2 separate regions of the Mus musculus genome follow, and region 2 is linked to region 1. The links are chromatin loops, found by intact Hi-C in ENCODE. Cell type or tissue: gastrocnemius. All regions are shown on one strand.

Region 1 (8,000 bases):
TATGAAATAACACAGCCCCTAACTTGTTTTCTGAAGAGTATGTATGTAACGTGCTGGCAATGAACGGGATCGCTCCAATCTCCCAGGGAGGGAAAAAAAATGCAATGTCAGCTTAACTAGCCAGTTGATTTAAAAACTTTTTAGAACAAAACTTGGGGGAGAGGCGTCACATAAAAAGTGAATGGCAGCTGTTGGCTCCCTTGCTTTCTCTGTTTTCAAATGTTTTACACCGGCTTCTGCCTATCTGGGGTTTTACCTCATAGGCAAATGACCACGGGAGGCAGTACTGTCTTTGTGTTCTCAAAGAAGTCCCTTCAGATGTGACTATGAGCTTGTAGTTTAAACAGACAGACATAGGAAGAATTATCGAACTGTCTGAAGAGGCCTGCCCCTCCTCCTACCCTACCCCCACCCCCACCCCGCCGAGCCCCCTCCCGCACTCCATAACTGGAAACAGGCCGTGCCCGTGGACCAGCGGTTCAGGAACAGCTCGTGGAAAAATCGTGTCATTTTGGCACACAGAGAGGGATCTGATTATTCTATCGTATCTTTGTGCCAGAAGCGTCATGACATCAGCATGCCCCAAGCTGTAAAGTAAGTCTCTTTCCACCGCCTTCCTCAGGAGAGAGGGTCAAGGGAAACGGGCTTGCAAGGGTTCCTGGTTGCTACTGGCCAGCCCATTCCGATGGTCCTGGATGCTCACGCACCAGCCCACAGCAGGAGCCAATCTCCGCCCCCCCCCACCCCTTCTGCTCAGCATTACTATAAACAAGGAGGTTTATTGGTTACCAGGGTGCTGAGGGATGGCTTATGCTTATATCCAAAGGGAGGAGTCCAGAAGGACAGAGCAGCTCTGCTGCCCTTGGGCAATCCTGGTCTCTGACATACTGTTGGAGGCGCTGGCTCCCTTTGCTGCTGAGGCTTAGAGGCACAGCACTATTAGCAGTGCACGGCTTGACCTCCAGATAACTCTGCTTTTCTCCCCCCAATCATTTGTCCATACCCACTTTCTAAAAGCACCACTATGCAACTCTACACATCTCTACCCAATAACCAGGAGAAAACTAACGGTCCCTTAGCATAACCACAGGGAAACACCTCCTTCCTATCCCTTATTCCTTGTCATTGTAGAACATTTTATACCTGGATTTACACAGTTCTAATATTCTCACAGTGGTAAGAGGTGAATGAAGAACATATATAACATGGAGAAAACACAGAACTGTTTTCCTGGGGGGAGGGGGAGGAGTCTATGTTGCTCAGATGACATAAACATTTCTATGCTCACATGAGAAACACTGTGTGTGTGTGTGTGAGTGTAGGTCTTTGCACGGAGGTCAGAAGTTGATGTCCAGCATTATCCTCCATGTCTCCCCACCTTATTTAATTCTTGTTTAGACAAAGTCTCTCACAGAGCTAGAACTTGCTGATGGTTTATGCTGGCTGGCCTGAGAGCAAGCTCTGGTCCCTCCTGCCCTGCGACCCTGGTTGCTGATAAGCATAGGTGACCACACCCAGTTTTGTACATGGGTCCTGGGGATCTGAACTGAGGCCTTCATCTTTGCAGAACAAATACTTTCCCAACCGAGCCATCTCTCCAGAACCCCATTTTGCTTTTTGGAATTCTACTTCTTTAAAATGGAAGATTTGTCCATTATAAACGACTTGGTTCAGGGAATTGAATGCTGTAATTAAAAGATCAGCAAACATAACCCTGATCAGACAGACAGTTCAAAAATACAGGGTAGGGTAGGAGTTACTAAGAGTTCTAAGAGTTACTTGATGGTAAATAATTTTTAAAGAGTCTTCATTCTATTTCTCCAGCCTTAGGAATGTCACTGGGGCGGGGCTCACCCATGGTGACCAGCACTTGCCCAGGTTAGCCCACTGGTACAGCAAAGTCATCACTTTGCAGAACTTAGCCTTTTTGTGCGCTACTGACAAGTTACTGTGGACTTTAAAAGAGATTATCTAATCATAATATTTCACAAATTTACGTCCCAGCTCACTTTTGAAATTCCCTGAGGAAACTGTAAAATTTAACTCCGTTTTTTAGGGCCAACTCAATCATATTCCAGCTGTTAACTGCAAACTTTTTTTTTTTTCTTCCTAGCTTGTATTAGGTGTTCCTTTCATAACCCAAGCTGACTCATTACAGCCAAGAGTGAACCCATGGTCTTTGGTTATAAAAAAAAAAATAATAAAGTCAACCCTTTAAGCTTCATTGGGCAGAACTGGTTGATTTGTCACTTTAGTGACATATAGCAGTTTTCTCTTCAAAAGAGTCCATGAATCAACAGGCTCACTCCGTGGTAACTCTCTAACTAGAACTAAATTAAGAATGAAAAAAAATTAAATTACTAAACTCATTCACTCATATCAGCCTGTCCATCTTTAGACATCATTCTGCGTACCCCCTCCCCTCCCCCAACTGCCCTTCCTTTCTAGGGCCTATTTAGAAACATGAGAATTCATTCACAAGTCATAATTATTATTTCAAATTATCAGTAAGTATGCTATCTCTTAACTGAGGGCAACACATCCATTTATTTCTAGTGCCTTTTGTGTATAGCCCTTGCAGTGTTAACCTTTAAATCTTTAGTATAAACATTTCTGGACGCGCTTATAAAATATCCCGACTCCCTGGTTGATGGCATTTAGGGCTCTCTGGTACCAGCAGGTGTTATATTTTTCTTTCTTCCGGCTCCAGCTGGCTCCAGTGATAGATTCTTGTTCCAGCCACCTAGGCTAGGACCACATTGGAGGCAAAATGAACCCAGCTCTACCAGACAGCAAGATAAATGGCTGTTGTTTAAGTTTTAAATCCCCTGGTGGGAGTAAATATTGTTCTAGGGAGAAAGGCTTGACAAACATTGCGTCATCCTTACGGAGCTGTCTTGATTAAAACAGAATTTTTAGATTAGGTTGGTCTTAATCTAAAAGTGTATCTATCTTGCTGTCAGGGTTTTTTTTGGTCCTCCCCCCCTTTCTATTCTAAAAACAGACATATTGTTAGGGATGGTCAAACACGGCTGACACCTCCCAAGGGGCCCGGTCCCACTCTTGGTAATAGAAGGCCTCCGAACACTGATACTTTACTGAGGATAATGGCGACAGCAAAGGCTTAGTCAGAAAAAGGCCAGTTGTCACCTAAGTGACAGGCAACAGCTGAGCTCACACATCTGGAGCTAGAGGAGGGCAAACCTTTGCAGCCCTCACTCTGTCTACACCTTGAGCCTGTCTGAAGAGACAGATGAAGTTTCTTTCGTCCGAAAGTACATTAAAAATATCTGATGGCGAACCATGTCAATTATATAACATCAGCGCAGACACTGCCTTCCCAAAGCGCTGATTAAAACCAGGCGGCAGACAGAACTGTTCAGGGACAGATAGGAGATACAATTTCATCAAGTATAATTTGTCATTCATAAAACCTACCCTAAAAGCCACAAATGCAACATTCTTTTTTTTTTTTTTTTTTTTTTTTTTTTTTTTTTTTTTTTTTTTTTTTTTTAAACAGCACAAGTGCACTTGGGCTCCGCCAGCGATTTTTACACATGCTCCTTTTAGGCCGGTTCGCGGTGCGTTCTTCTCCTTGATCCTGGCTGCAGTTCTGCCTCTGACACGTTTTAAAACCAGGAACCAAGTGCGTCAGGCTTAAGACTCTGAGTCCTACAGGGGCGGGCTGGGACTCAAAGCTGTGCCAGCCGTCCCCACGACCTCCCGGGTACACCCCCCGTCTTCAGTCTCCCGAACGCAATCTGTGGACAATTTTCCCAAAGTCCCAAAAATAACACGGCCCTGCCAATAGTCGTTGGCGATGCCGTTTGTTTTTCTTAGAGGGCAATGAAAACTCAACAGCTTTCTGCTGCATCCCGAGTCCCGCTCCTGCTAATTATTAACAGACCTAGTTTCTTCAACTTTTTCTGCCAGAAGGGAGGACGTCGCGGCTCCCCTCCTCTCCCACGGGCGAGCTGCGTGCAGAGCAGGGGTCTCCACCGAGGGCAGGCTGCGGCTGCCTCTCCAGGGCAGGCAGCCCTTCCCGGGCACGCTAGGCGCCTAGTCTCCCCGCCGACGCCAGTAGGTGACAGGCGATCCTCAGCCACTCACCCTCGCCTCCCCGATCTCGCGTGGCCGGGCTCCGGGCCATGCAGCTGGCCTCGGCGCAGGGGGAACCTGGCTGCCACGCAGCACGAGGGGGCCGTGTGCCCAGCCTCTAGGCAGCCACAGCCCAGCAGCTCTTCTCGTGCGGTCCCCGCGCTCCCAAACCGCCGGACGTCCCACCCCGCGCCGTGACAACGCGGCCCGAGCCGCGGCGCCCCTCGCCACTCACCCCACGCGCGAGAGGCGGCCGCGCGGTCCTCGGCGGTGGCGTTGAGAGCTGCGGTCCTCCGCGTCAGGCGCGCTCCCGCGTGCGCAGCCCCGGGAGCGTCCGCAGCCGGGCCCGTAGCGCTGCGGCCGCGCGGTCCAGGTCAGCGCAGGCGGCGCGGGGCTTGCAAGGTGGTGGCGGCTCCCGGGCCGCTGCTCGGCTGCAGGCGGAGTGCGCGCTCCAGTCCCGGCCGCTGCAGAGCACCCGCCCCCGGCCGTCGCGCCGGCGCCAGCGAAATCCCGGAGCGCGGACGCAGGGGATCCAGGCGGCTCTGCGCGCCCACGCGCACAGTGCGGGGCCGCGATCCCTCCCGCGAGGCAGCACCGGCCGGGCTGCGGTCTGCAGGCCCGCCAGTCTCCGCCCCGCCCCGCCTCCGATTCTGTGCCCTTTTTAATGCTGTTGCCCAGGTTCAGCCAATAATCCAGATGGATTGATTGCCAGATAGGAAAGGTGAAGGAGAGGAAAAGGCGAACCCAATTTCCTCTGATCAAACACTTTGATGGGGTCCCTATTAGGGTTCCCTTTCCTTTGGGGGCGTGTACAGAGGGCACGAGTTAATTAAACTCTGAATTCCTTCCGGAGCTCTCGCCTCTGATAAACCCACCTGGACTCGATCCTATTTTGTGTAATTCCCCAGACTGGCCTTACTTAAGTCAGCTCCACAGCCAAGGGGTGAGATTTCAGATCAGGAAGGCCAAAGTGATCGTTTCAAGGAAAAAGCCTGAGGGTTACAGCTGAGGACCCTCGAGGACCGCGGTGTCTGGGGCCAGGACCAAGTTAGCAGGGTGCACTAGATGCAGGGTCCAAAGCCTTCATTCCACCATGAGGATAATTTTTCATTGACCAAGCCACTCTCCGTGTTTTCACTGTACCCGGTTCCCAGGGCTGGGCTGGGCTGGGCTGTCAGGCTCAGTCGCCCACGGTCAACAGGGACTCTGGCTGTTTCAAAGTTCTGCCCTGACATTTGCAGGGCCCCTTAAACCTTATCCTCTTACCTTCTCTACTCCCGGATCTGTGGAATGGACACTATGATCCCATATCTCAGAGGGCAGAGCCCACTGCAGCTGGTAATGACAACTTGACATGTGTCCCTACAAAGCTGGACCTTTGTGGACCTCCCTATGTCTTCTAAACCTTCCAAGATGCTGAAAGAAGCATCCTCCAGGACGAGAAGGCTTTGAGTGTTGCGAGTAGAGAGGATGACCTTGATTGATGGATTTGTATCTCTTTGAGGATAACCAAAGCTGACCGACCATTTTAGGACTTTCTCTGGTAGCAAGCATTTTCCATTTCTTTGGTGGCGAAGCAAAGAGAGCTTCGTTAAAAATGAAGCCAATGGATTACGAAGATGTAAAGTGACGATAACTAAAGTCAAACGAGGGAGCTCCAAAGCTAGAGTCTGTTTTCCTCACCTCTTACTCCTCAGTCGGTTAACATCCTGGATGCTACTGACTGGCACAGGCTGCTGCTATTGAAACCCTCTCCCTCGTGACCCAAGCCTTTTCGCTCCTCAGCATTTCCTTGGCCTTGGCCTTTAAAGTTGTATCTCTTCATCTTGTCCGTACAAATACTTCTTTTAAGCTATAAGCATGGAGATACTAACTAACCTTTCTGCCGGAGAAAACCGGCAAAAAATTGACTCATTTCATGTCTAGACATAGTGGAAAATTAGTACTTTTAAAGGGCGAATTCTACTGTCTTTATTAACGTCTTGGATTTCTATGTTTTTTCCCCCTTAAAACTTCAAAGTACATTGGGTTTTCAAAAATTAAAAATTGAGCGATGTAGTGGGTTTATCAACACAGTCTCCTCCCTTCTGCGGCAGAGTAGGGTAGGAGAAGCTAGAGGAAAGGCTATACTGTGTAGCCTGCACTTGGACCTCCCTATTAAAAGGAGAACGTGTTCTGTATGTTATAGTATGACATGAGTGTGGTTGCAGAGGGCTTGCAGCTGTTATATCCCAGAAGCTCTCCTTAAAACTGAGCATCGATTATGAGATGTGGTGCAAACACATCATGCACGAGGATCCTCTCAAGAAGTGGTGACCTCTGTACTAGAAACAATGTACTAGAAACAAACATCTTTGTAGCCAACACTTGCTTTTCAAAGCAAGATGCTCAAGAAATGACTTGGGCAGTCCAAGGGATGGTCTGAGATGAGAGTAAACTGATTTTACATCCTAAGCCCCATCATTTACCAAACGGAGTCTAAAGGGGTGTCATTAGCATCAATGACCCTAAGTTCCTCCTTGGTAAAGAGGATGATACCCAAGTCCGAGAACTATCCAATTCCTGGGCTATTAGCCTGCAGACTTTATGGATGACGTCTCTAGATCACTTCTTTTCTCACTCATCTTCCCTTACTCCTGCCCCCATGCAAAACCCCACAAATTAGAAAAAAGGCACCCTTTTGTCAGTACTAGGGACCAAACACAGGGCCTCTTGCTTTCTAGGCAACTGAGCAAAACTTTCCTATTTTAAAGGTTGCACGGGCTGGCTTTGAAGAACCTGAGATCATCTCTCAGCCTCCCGAGTCACTATGGGTACGGGCGCACGCCACTATGCCTGGCATAAGAAAAGTAGGAGACCGTTTTGAAGTTTAGTGTATTAGGACTATATAGATGGCTCTGCAGTCAGGAGCATTTATTGCTCTTTCAGAGGACTGGAGTTTGGTACCCAGCACCTACATGAGGTGACTCACAACTGCCTCTATCGTCAACTGTTGGGGATCCAATGTCTGCCCTCTTCTGGCCTTCACGTGCACCCATACACATAAAATAGTCACTCCTATAGACATAGAAACACACATAAGTAAATAAATAATAAAAATATATCTTAGACAATAAAGTTTAATGGCACAAATGTAGTCTCCATTGTGAACTACCTGGCTGTTCTGAGTCTCCTATTAATGGGACTCGTTATTCTTTGTCTTGCCACATAAATTAGGATATCACACCGTTTATATGCAAATCAATTCAGAATCATTTTAAAGAAATGATACAAATTTTTATAGAAGTTATATCCACGAGTACTGTGCTGTAACTCCAAATTTCATATGTTGAAGTCATTATCTTCAGTGCTTCAGAGTATAACCTTATTTGGAAACAGATTTTTATAGATGTAATCAAGTGAAACCGAAGTCTAGACTGAGCCATAATCCTATATGAGTGAGTTTTTCTTTTGTTTGTTTGTTTGAGACTAGGGTCTTACGTAGCCCAAGTTATCCTTGAATTTGCTATGTAGTTGAGGAAGACCTCCAATTTTTAATTCTCTGCCTTCATCCCTCATACCTTATCTTGCATGACTGATTGTATGTATGAGAAGGAAACTTGGAGTTCAGGAAGGATGCCACAGATGTGAATATAAAGATGGTGGCAATAATTTATAAGTCAAGGAACATAACAGAGTGTAGCGAATTATCCAGAGCCAGTTGAGTGAGGGACAGCTCTCAGAAGGAACAAACAACAGCTCTAACTTGATCTCACACCTCTCCATTCCTCACCTGTGAGGCAATGTCTTTGTGTTGTCTTGGCTAGCCCACATACGATGCTTTCTATGGCAGTGCCAGTCATCAAATGTGGTACCCAATGACTCATGCTAATGAATGTTCTTAGCTCACTCAGGATGAAGAA
Region 2 (8,000 bases), 100 kb after region 1:
AGTGAGATTTGGATGAGCAAATTGGGTTTAAGAGAGGCTAAGCACCTTCTGACGTCATTCAGCTGGTGAGGGGTGTGAACACTCTGTCCTGCTTCCCTGACAGAGTCAGCTAATTGCTGCAGTGGCTTAACACACATACACCAAGGACCAAAACTTTCAGAACCCTTTCTTTCTGCCACGGGGCTGCCCCAGCCCCCATTCATGCTACCCTGTCTCCAGGGATGCTGTTGCTTGTTGCAAGATTGGTGGCCTCCTTTCTCTATTCTGACAATTACTGGTAAGTACTTGGACACATCCTAGGATAAATTGCCATGCCTTCTTTCTTTAGAATGATGTCAACCCAGCAGGAAACCACTTCCAATCATTAAAAAGCCAATACGGGTTCCTCTGTCACCAACTCTCCACAGATGGCGGGGGTGGGGGGTGGGGTTGCTGCTGCAAGCAGGGTAAAAGAAACTACACTGAAGGGTAAAGATACTGTCATAGCTGTCTCAGACACTGTAGCCTCAATAGGGACTTGGAAAATGCAGGATCCACTGGAAGGGGAGGTCCCAGGAAGGAGAGAAACGCTGGAATGGAAGATGGGTAGAGAACCTAAGGCACTTGACCCTGGACAGCCTTTCCGATGCTCACGTGGGTGGATCCCACCGTGGCACCACAGTTATGGCACCAGTAATTCCCTGTCACAGCAATGAGGGCATCAATCAGATGACACCGAACACCAGGCTCATAATCCCACGTGGTTGATGCAATGTACAATTTTGGTTAAAATCTCCTTCTCGACCCACTTCTGGCCAACCTACTACTTTCAGAGTTTCTTACGTGCTCTGCTTGACCTGCGGTAGTGTGGGTCAGATCATGTGTGGGGAGATGGCTTGGCACAGTTTCTTCTAGCCTCTGGGTTGATGCAGGTTGGGGTTCGTTGAAAAATGACTTGATCATTTGTCATTTGGGCTTGAGCTGAATTGAGAGCCTGAGAAGGAACCAGGGCACATTCCCAAGTCAACAAGTCTGAATGACAAGATTCGTGTGATCGGTTTCAGCACACACCATATGGTCAGAAGCCAAACGTCCATGCAACTGTTCAAGATTTCCGTGGGGGAAAAAAGATTTTTATATGTTTAAAGAGTGGCTTTTAGCTTTACCTAACTCTTGAACCTCTGTGGGCAAAAGTATATTGCTATCAATGTTTTTTTTCTTCCAACTCTCCCCAGGGTATTTGTATGTAATAATTAGCTCTCTATAATGTACACATCAAAATGTTAGTGGGCTTACTATCAAGACCTATTAAAACTTGCTTTGTGGGTTATTTTATAAAAACAGTTTTATTTGTAAGACATTCTCGGTCCGTGGCAGACACTCAGCACAGAACATAAGTCACAGACATGTGCAAAGCTCTGAGCTCAGGACATATTGGCACACAGATCTCCAGTGTTCTGAGGTGTCACACAGATCTCCAGTGTTCTGAGGTGTCACACAGATCTCCAGTGTTCTGAGGTGTCACATAGACTTGGGCTGTTTTCTGGTTTGGCACCAACTGGCTATGTGACAACACCAAACTCCTTAGCTCTCTTCTCTTCATGCCTGGCGGGGCGTGGGGTAGGCTGGGGATGAGAGTGGAAGACAAATGACCCCTGTGCATCTATCCATCTCTGGCTATTTTTCTTTTTTGTTTTTTTGTTTTCCATGAAAATTAATCCTGACTTGTCCAACTGCCCCACTGTGTGTCTCTCAGAGGCTGACATACACACATGTTTTAAAACTCAAATGTGTACCTTCTACCCTTATTTTTAAGCCATGGTGGCAATCTCTGCCCTAAACTCAGTCCAGCGCTTCATTCCAGAATGATTTCTGTTGTGTGATAGTTGGCTAGGAAAGTATTTTCAAGTCTTTTTAAATTATAGGACAGCATCTCCTCCTCTTCAGGCTTCCAAACTGTAAACATGACCATAATCTTTGACTGTTATCCAAGGCTTTGCTAAAGCTTTAGACAGCAGATATCAAAATCAACCAGCTTTATGCATTGGCTTTACTGTTCTATAAAAATCTTCTGGCAAGCTTCAATATGCTGGTATAACTATAACACGGGGTTTGGGGGGAGAAGACCCCCCATTAATAGGAGAACTGAAGACCAGGCTAACAGGTTTGTTGATGCACTAATATAGAATAATCTCTGCTAACTATAATTAACTCATATGCTCCTGTCACAGGTTGACTCTCCAAATACTTGCCCGTCACGACTGATATTCTTCTGTGAGACGTGAGCAGATGCTCCAACAACTGTCTGGAGCCTTGGAGTGTGTGCCCTTATCCTTGGCAGGAGAAGCGTCTATTTTTAGGAAGGTATTTTGACACTTTACCTCTTGGCTACATTGTCTTTTTAAAAAAAAAAAAAAAGAACCGTCCCAGTGAATAGTCTCCCACTCCCTACAGGGCTACAGGGCGTGCAGAGACACTCAGCCTGAGCTTGTTCGCTGGCAGTCAACTGGCCCAAGACCAAAGCAGCTAATCAGCTCCGGGTTTATTTTGGGGTTGGAGGGTGGTGGGGGTGGGGTGGGGAGGAGATACCTTCTCACACACTGACAGCCTTTCTCTCGGCTTCCTCTCCTACAGGCTGTCCTGGTTAGCTTGACAATTGTCTTGGGACTTCCAATCAAGGTTCCTCTCTGTGAGAAGGAACATGCCTCATGCTGGCTTTTTTTTTCTGAGGACTTTTTCAGAAGGGACCAAAAACATTGTTTCTCTCGTATTCCTGAAAACCGCCTGACTGCTCCGTATTTAGCTCAGGAGAGAGTTAGGGAGGCTGTTGCTGCTGTGCTTTGGGGGGGTGGGGGGGGGATAGCTGGGAACCACGATGAAGAAGCAGCCGTGGCAAACGAGCCAAGTCGAAATGTCTAATTGACATGTAAACAAGAAATGAAAGCAAAGGCATCTCTATAAAACAAAGCAGGACAGAGTGATACCAAAAAGAGACCCACCTAAGCTGGTGAGAACACATGAAGTCACAGCAGAAACGCTGAACTCAGAGCTTCTCCTCTGGGCCCCCGGGGAAGGGCTATGGCACACTTTGCTGACCTGATTCTTGGTTTCCTAGAAATTCATCCTCCCTGTGTTCTCAAGCCCTAAGTCCACAACACAACGGTAAGCGAGGGTAGCGTAAAAACCATCAGGCTGAGGGTAAGGACATTTGCCTACAGCAGGAGGTGCCTTCAGAAGACAAAGAAGAGAAGCCCACTGTTAATGCTGTTTATAGTAAATATTAAAGAAAAAAATTTACAGAGTAGCAGCTGTCAAGTTTTCCTGATATGTAACAAGGTTTAATTTGTTTTGGGGCACTGTGGAAGTCTTAACTTGTTTGCTGGTAAATTTTTTTTCTTAGTGTTTTTCTTTTTAAGGCTCATGAGTTCTCCCCTAACGGATTCTTGAAGTCAGCCACCAGAAGTAGAAAGTATTCAGAAACCCTCTAACATTGTCCCAAGTGAAGGCAGGTCCCTTATGAGGAATCTACATACACTGTTGAGAACCTTATCATGTGTTCAGTCACTTTGGCAAAAACCAAAATACCCCCCCCCTCCTCCCAATCTCCTCAAACTAAAAATCGATCAAATGAACTCCCTCCCCAGAAACAAATAGCTTTTAGGTTGGTCATGTAGTTATCAAATATGATTGATGGCATTTGCTGAGACTCTAGTCGGTGCCAGCAAGGCTGGAGGAGAGAGCAGAGAATTTCCTAGACTTAGAGAATTTTTTTTGGCATTGTCTCCTAAACAATCACACTAAGACCTCCATGTATTGACAGCTCGAAGATTCCAAGAGAGATAATCTGTTCTAAGATTTGGAAAATAATGATGGAGAATCAGGACATTTCCTGAGGATAAATGGCCAGCTGGAGAGAATTAACTCTCAGCCTTAAGTTCAACCCAGTGCCATTAACCCGCCCAGTCCCTGGGCTCGAGCTAGACCGGTGGCCCTGTTTACAGGACACATGCAACTTCCCTGTGGGGGAACCAGAGTGAGGACGACGATTGTTTGTAGAGAACTTATTTCATAAGTTTGAGACTCTCTGGGAATAGCAAGTGTGACTCGTAGGGAAGTTTAATGTTGTTACTGGTGACTGGAGCTGGCCAGGCTGCTCCAGCAGGCGGCAGGGTGGAGACCTGGCACAAGGCCTCTGTCTGTTCATTGTGCCAACAATCCCTGAGCTCGGTGCCATGAGCTTACTGCAGCTCAGCAGATCTATAATCGCAGGCCAGAAACCTACCTTGGCAACCTTTTGAAACTTCTGTCACAATCCTTGGAGAAGCAGCAGAGAAGCAACTGAAGTCAGCTAGGGGGGAAAGAGAGGAAAGAGCAGCTGCCTTGGTGGAGCCATCCTAGAGTAAGAGTTATTACTTTTTGAGGTCTTGGCAATTACACTTCAAAGCCAAGCAGCATCGTCAAAATTTCCCTATTTTCTTTTAATCATTAATGCTACCCTCTATTTGATATTCTTTCAAAGCCCGGCATTCCACAAAGCAAGCGATTAGCAATTCTTACTCCAGAGACAAGCAGAGCAGCAATGGGAAGAAGGAGGTTTCAGTCTTTGCATGGGTTTCCCTCCTGTGACTGGGACGATATTGCTACTTGAGCTCTTTGACTGTAAGTCCAGTGCAATGTATACATCATTTGCATTTTCCCAAAGTCTTAGCAGTCAAACGGAGCACGTTTTAAATGGTAGAAAAACCTTCACTCCAGCATCACAGCCTTGAAAAACTCACATCTTACTTTTTAAATTAAATGGGGTTTCAAAATGGTATGTCTAAGTATATAAATGGATAACTGGGGGGGGGGGTACAATTACTTAAAAAAATCATTCCCTCTTGCATTTATAATACATTTTAGAGTGAGCAATGAATATTTTATGCAGAACCTATTTTCAACCCGAAGATGGTTTACATTTAAAATTCTCTATTCAAACGTGTTCCCACAAAGAGAGCGACCCATTGTCAGCTCTCCATTGTTTCCATGTCCAGGCTGCTGTCAGAAGGGAGCATTCGGTGATATTCCAGGAGCGAGTTTTCATTTGTTCAAGAAACTGGTAGAGCCCATTTATGCTAATGTGTTATGCTTAGCTGACCTTTGATTCCACACGTGACTGCACAAGCAAATAACCAGCAAAGATGGACGCTTGGCATTGAGCTCTGGGCTCTGGAGCGGGAGATTCAGGTTAAAATAGGATTTGTTGCTATAGGCTCTTCTTGCTTAGCTTTCACAGAAAATGGCGGGCGTGTGAGTGGTGTGGACAAAGACTTGAGAAGGGATAATGTATGCTGAGTGCTGTCTGCTGTAGTGGGTGCCCTTGACCTAGCTCCTGTGCTCTGAGGTGTCCTTCCTTTCCCCTGTCCTCTCTTGGGGAAGTTTGGGACTCCCTGCTTTTGGTACAAGAATAACTGAGCTGAAAGCTGTCTTTCATCCAGCAAGACCCAGAACACATAAATACCTTCTATCAGAAGCCACCTGACCCTCAGGAGCTAGTTAGTGCTCACTGTATTATATTCTCTGTAGCATGGACGATGAATTACGAATAAATAGAACTTACAGATTCAGAGAGGGGTAGACCAGAAGGAGCTTTGGAGAGCATTCCGTACAAGGAGCTTCTGTTCTCCATAGTCTGGCTGATCAGAAAAGAGCTAGGAAGTGGGGTTCAGCCTCTGCAATAAAAACAGGTCAGCTTTCATTTTATATATATTGTGGTTCTAAGTAGGACTCTTTTTTTTAGAGCAAGAACATTCTGTCATCACCCCACCCCACAACCCCTCACTTAAAGCTTCTGAGAACCCCTGGTGACTTCCTTTTACTGCCAAGGAACTAGAGGTCTAGAGAAATGCATCGTAGCCGAATGTTGCTGCAAATATGGAGATGCCTATCCAGCCCTGGTTTTCTGGTTTAAACTGGATGGGGTTAGCATGTCACTACCTTTTCTTGAGTCTTCTTGTCTGGAAAGCCTTGAACAGAGTGTCAACATCCTGTTTCTCTGTTATCTCTTATAATCCTTGGGTGTGTACAGTTAAGCATGTGTGAAATATGTGGGGACTGGCATATGTATGCATGCACGCGTGCATGCACGTACTTGCTTGCACCAGGCTATGGGTATGAAAACAGTAACGCAACAAATCTCCAGACCTTCGGGATCCAGTGGGACACTTCATAGCTGAGGGGGACAGTGCTTGGAATACGTTTTTTTTAGCTTTCCATATTATGGCATGTGCTGGTACTGTGGTAGCTCATGATAAATACGGTCCCCAATCCTTTGACCTCTCTGCCACCAACATGACTCTGAAACTCATGGAGACTAGAGATCTCTCAGTGCTGAGGGAGGTTATAAGGAGAATGAGAGTTTAGTGTTCTTAGCATTGTACCCAGGCCATTCGTATAGAGCAAGTCAAGGCCCACGTCGACAGGTCCATGTCGACAGGTCACTGTTATCAATTCTGGAATGGTCAAGGAACTCATAGTGACAGTTAGGGTCTGAATGTTTTGAACTTTACATTGCTACATTGTTGAACCCTAGATTGCTGACAGGACAGTTATGCCCTTCCCCCACATAACTGGGGGTTCTATCCAGTTCCATTTAGTACAAGAAACACATCTGCAGTCCTCCTCAAGGCCAGGCACAAGCTGTCAGCCCCTGTGGAGGGAAGACTCTTGGAGTTCACTTAGCTCTTGGTGTTCAGCTTTCATTATAAAAGATCATTCAAACATAATGCCACATTGTTGATGGAAATAAAAGAAAGAATGTTGCTGCCATGGAAATCAGTATGGAGCTTCCTCAAACAAACCAACAAAAAGTAGGATGACCATATGGTCTGGAAACTCCACTGCTATTCATTCTCTGAATCTGAAATGAGCTAACCAAAGAGATGTTAGCATGAGTGTGTGAAGCAGTGCTTATTATTAATTATTATTATTATTATTTGATATTTTCTTTATTTACATTTCAAATGTTATCCCCTTTCCTAGTTTCCCCTCTGAAAATTCCCTATCTCTACTCCCCAACCCACCCATTCCCACTTCCTGGCCCTGGCATTCCCCTATACTGGGTCATAGAACCTTCACAGGACCAAGGGCCTCTCTTCCCATGGATGACCAACTTAGCCATCCTCTGCTACATATGCAGCTAGAGCCATGAGTCCCACCATGTGTTTTCTTTGATTGGCGATTTAGTCCCAGGGAGCTCTGGGGGTACTGGTTAGTTCACATTGTCGTTCCTCCTATGGGGCTGCAAACTCCTTCAGCTCCCTGGATGCTTTCTCTAGCTCCTTCATTGGGGACCCCATGCTCCATCCAATGGATGGCTGTGCACATCCACTTCTGTATTTGTCAGGCACTGACAGAGCCTCTTAGGAGACAGCTTTATCAGGCTCCTGTCAATCTCTTGTTGGCATCCGCAGTAGCATCTGGGTTTGATGGTTGTTTATGGAATGGATCCCCATTAGGGCAGTCTCTGGATGGCCATTCCTTCAGTCCCTGCTCTGGACTTTGTTCCCCCTTCTGAGAAGGATCGGTGAAGCAGTACTTTAAGAACAACAACATGGAGACAATGTTGATGTCTATCCACAGGTGACCACACAAAGACAGCACAGCATCTATATGCCTGGAATATGACTCAGCCTTTAAACCCAAGAAATTCTACTACACGCAGCAAGATGGATGGATCCCAAAAATTATGACAAAGGGCACTAAGGCAGGAACTGGAGGGTGACTGTTGCCTGATGGCAGTTAGATGCAGGGCTTAGAAATGGTCAAGTTTATAGAATGGAAGAGAGGAGTGACGTCGGTAAAAGGAAGAAAAAGGACTCACTGGTCCAAGGGCAAGAAGCCTCAGTCAGTCAGGAAGAAGGAGCTGGGGTCTGCTGGGTGTCTGTGTAGTCAATAGTGAATGGTGTGCTTCACCTCTCACTGAAAGGGAGCTATCCCATGAAGTGGTCTCGTCATGTTAAAAAAAAAAAGTGTTGACTCCT

Evidence for each region. A loop is a pair of places that touch in the nucleus more often than their neighbours do. Peaks named below come from ENCODE experiments on the same cell type or tissue, not always from the same donor. Only the 100,000 strongest peaks of a DNase experiment are listed, where the experiment ranks them.
Region 2: a loop joins it to region 1, with 2.8 times the contacts of the local background. A loop is called at or near these places in 13 of 42 quality-filtered maps.

Annotation. Positions count from the first base shown.
Region 1 is chr15:93,591,361-93,599,360 of GRCm38, forward strand. Prickle1 (prickle planar cell polarity protein 1) reads right to left here and starts at 4,542. Exons shown (of 8, transcript NM_001033217.5): 1 at 4,334-4,542. In gastrocnemius, CTCF peaks have their summits at 269, 894 and 4,082; DNase peaks (open chromatin) are centred at 724, 835, 3,707, 4,170 and 2 more places; H3K4me3 peaks cover 4,391 bases; H3K27ac peaks cover 4,063 bases.
Region 2 is chr15:93,696,106-93,704,105 of GRCm38, forward strand. Gm41387 (a long non-coding RNA gene) reads left to right here. Exons shown (of 3, transcript XR_875601.1): 2 at 2,211-2,343; 3 at 2,434-2,541. Gm41386 (a long non-coding RNA gene) reads right to left here. Exons shown (of 7, transcript XR_875596.1): 5 at 5,579-5,690; 6 at 4,262-4,327; 7 at 1,310-1,604. Among named protein-coding and RNA genes, the nearest start is that of Gm30339, 6.4 kb to the right of the region's middle. In gastrocnemius, a CTCF peak has its summit at 4,125; DNase peaks (open chromatin) are centred at 1,556, 2,492, 4,183 and 5,201; H3K4me3 peaks cover 1,186 bases; H3K27ac peaks cover 1,996 bases.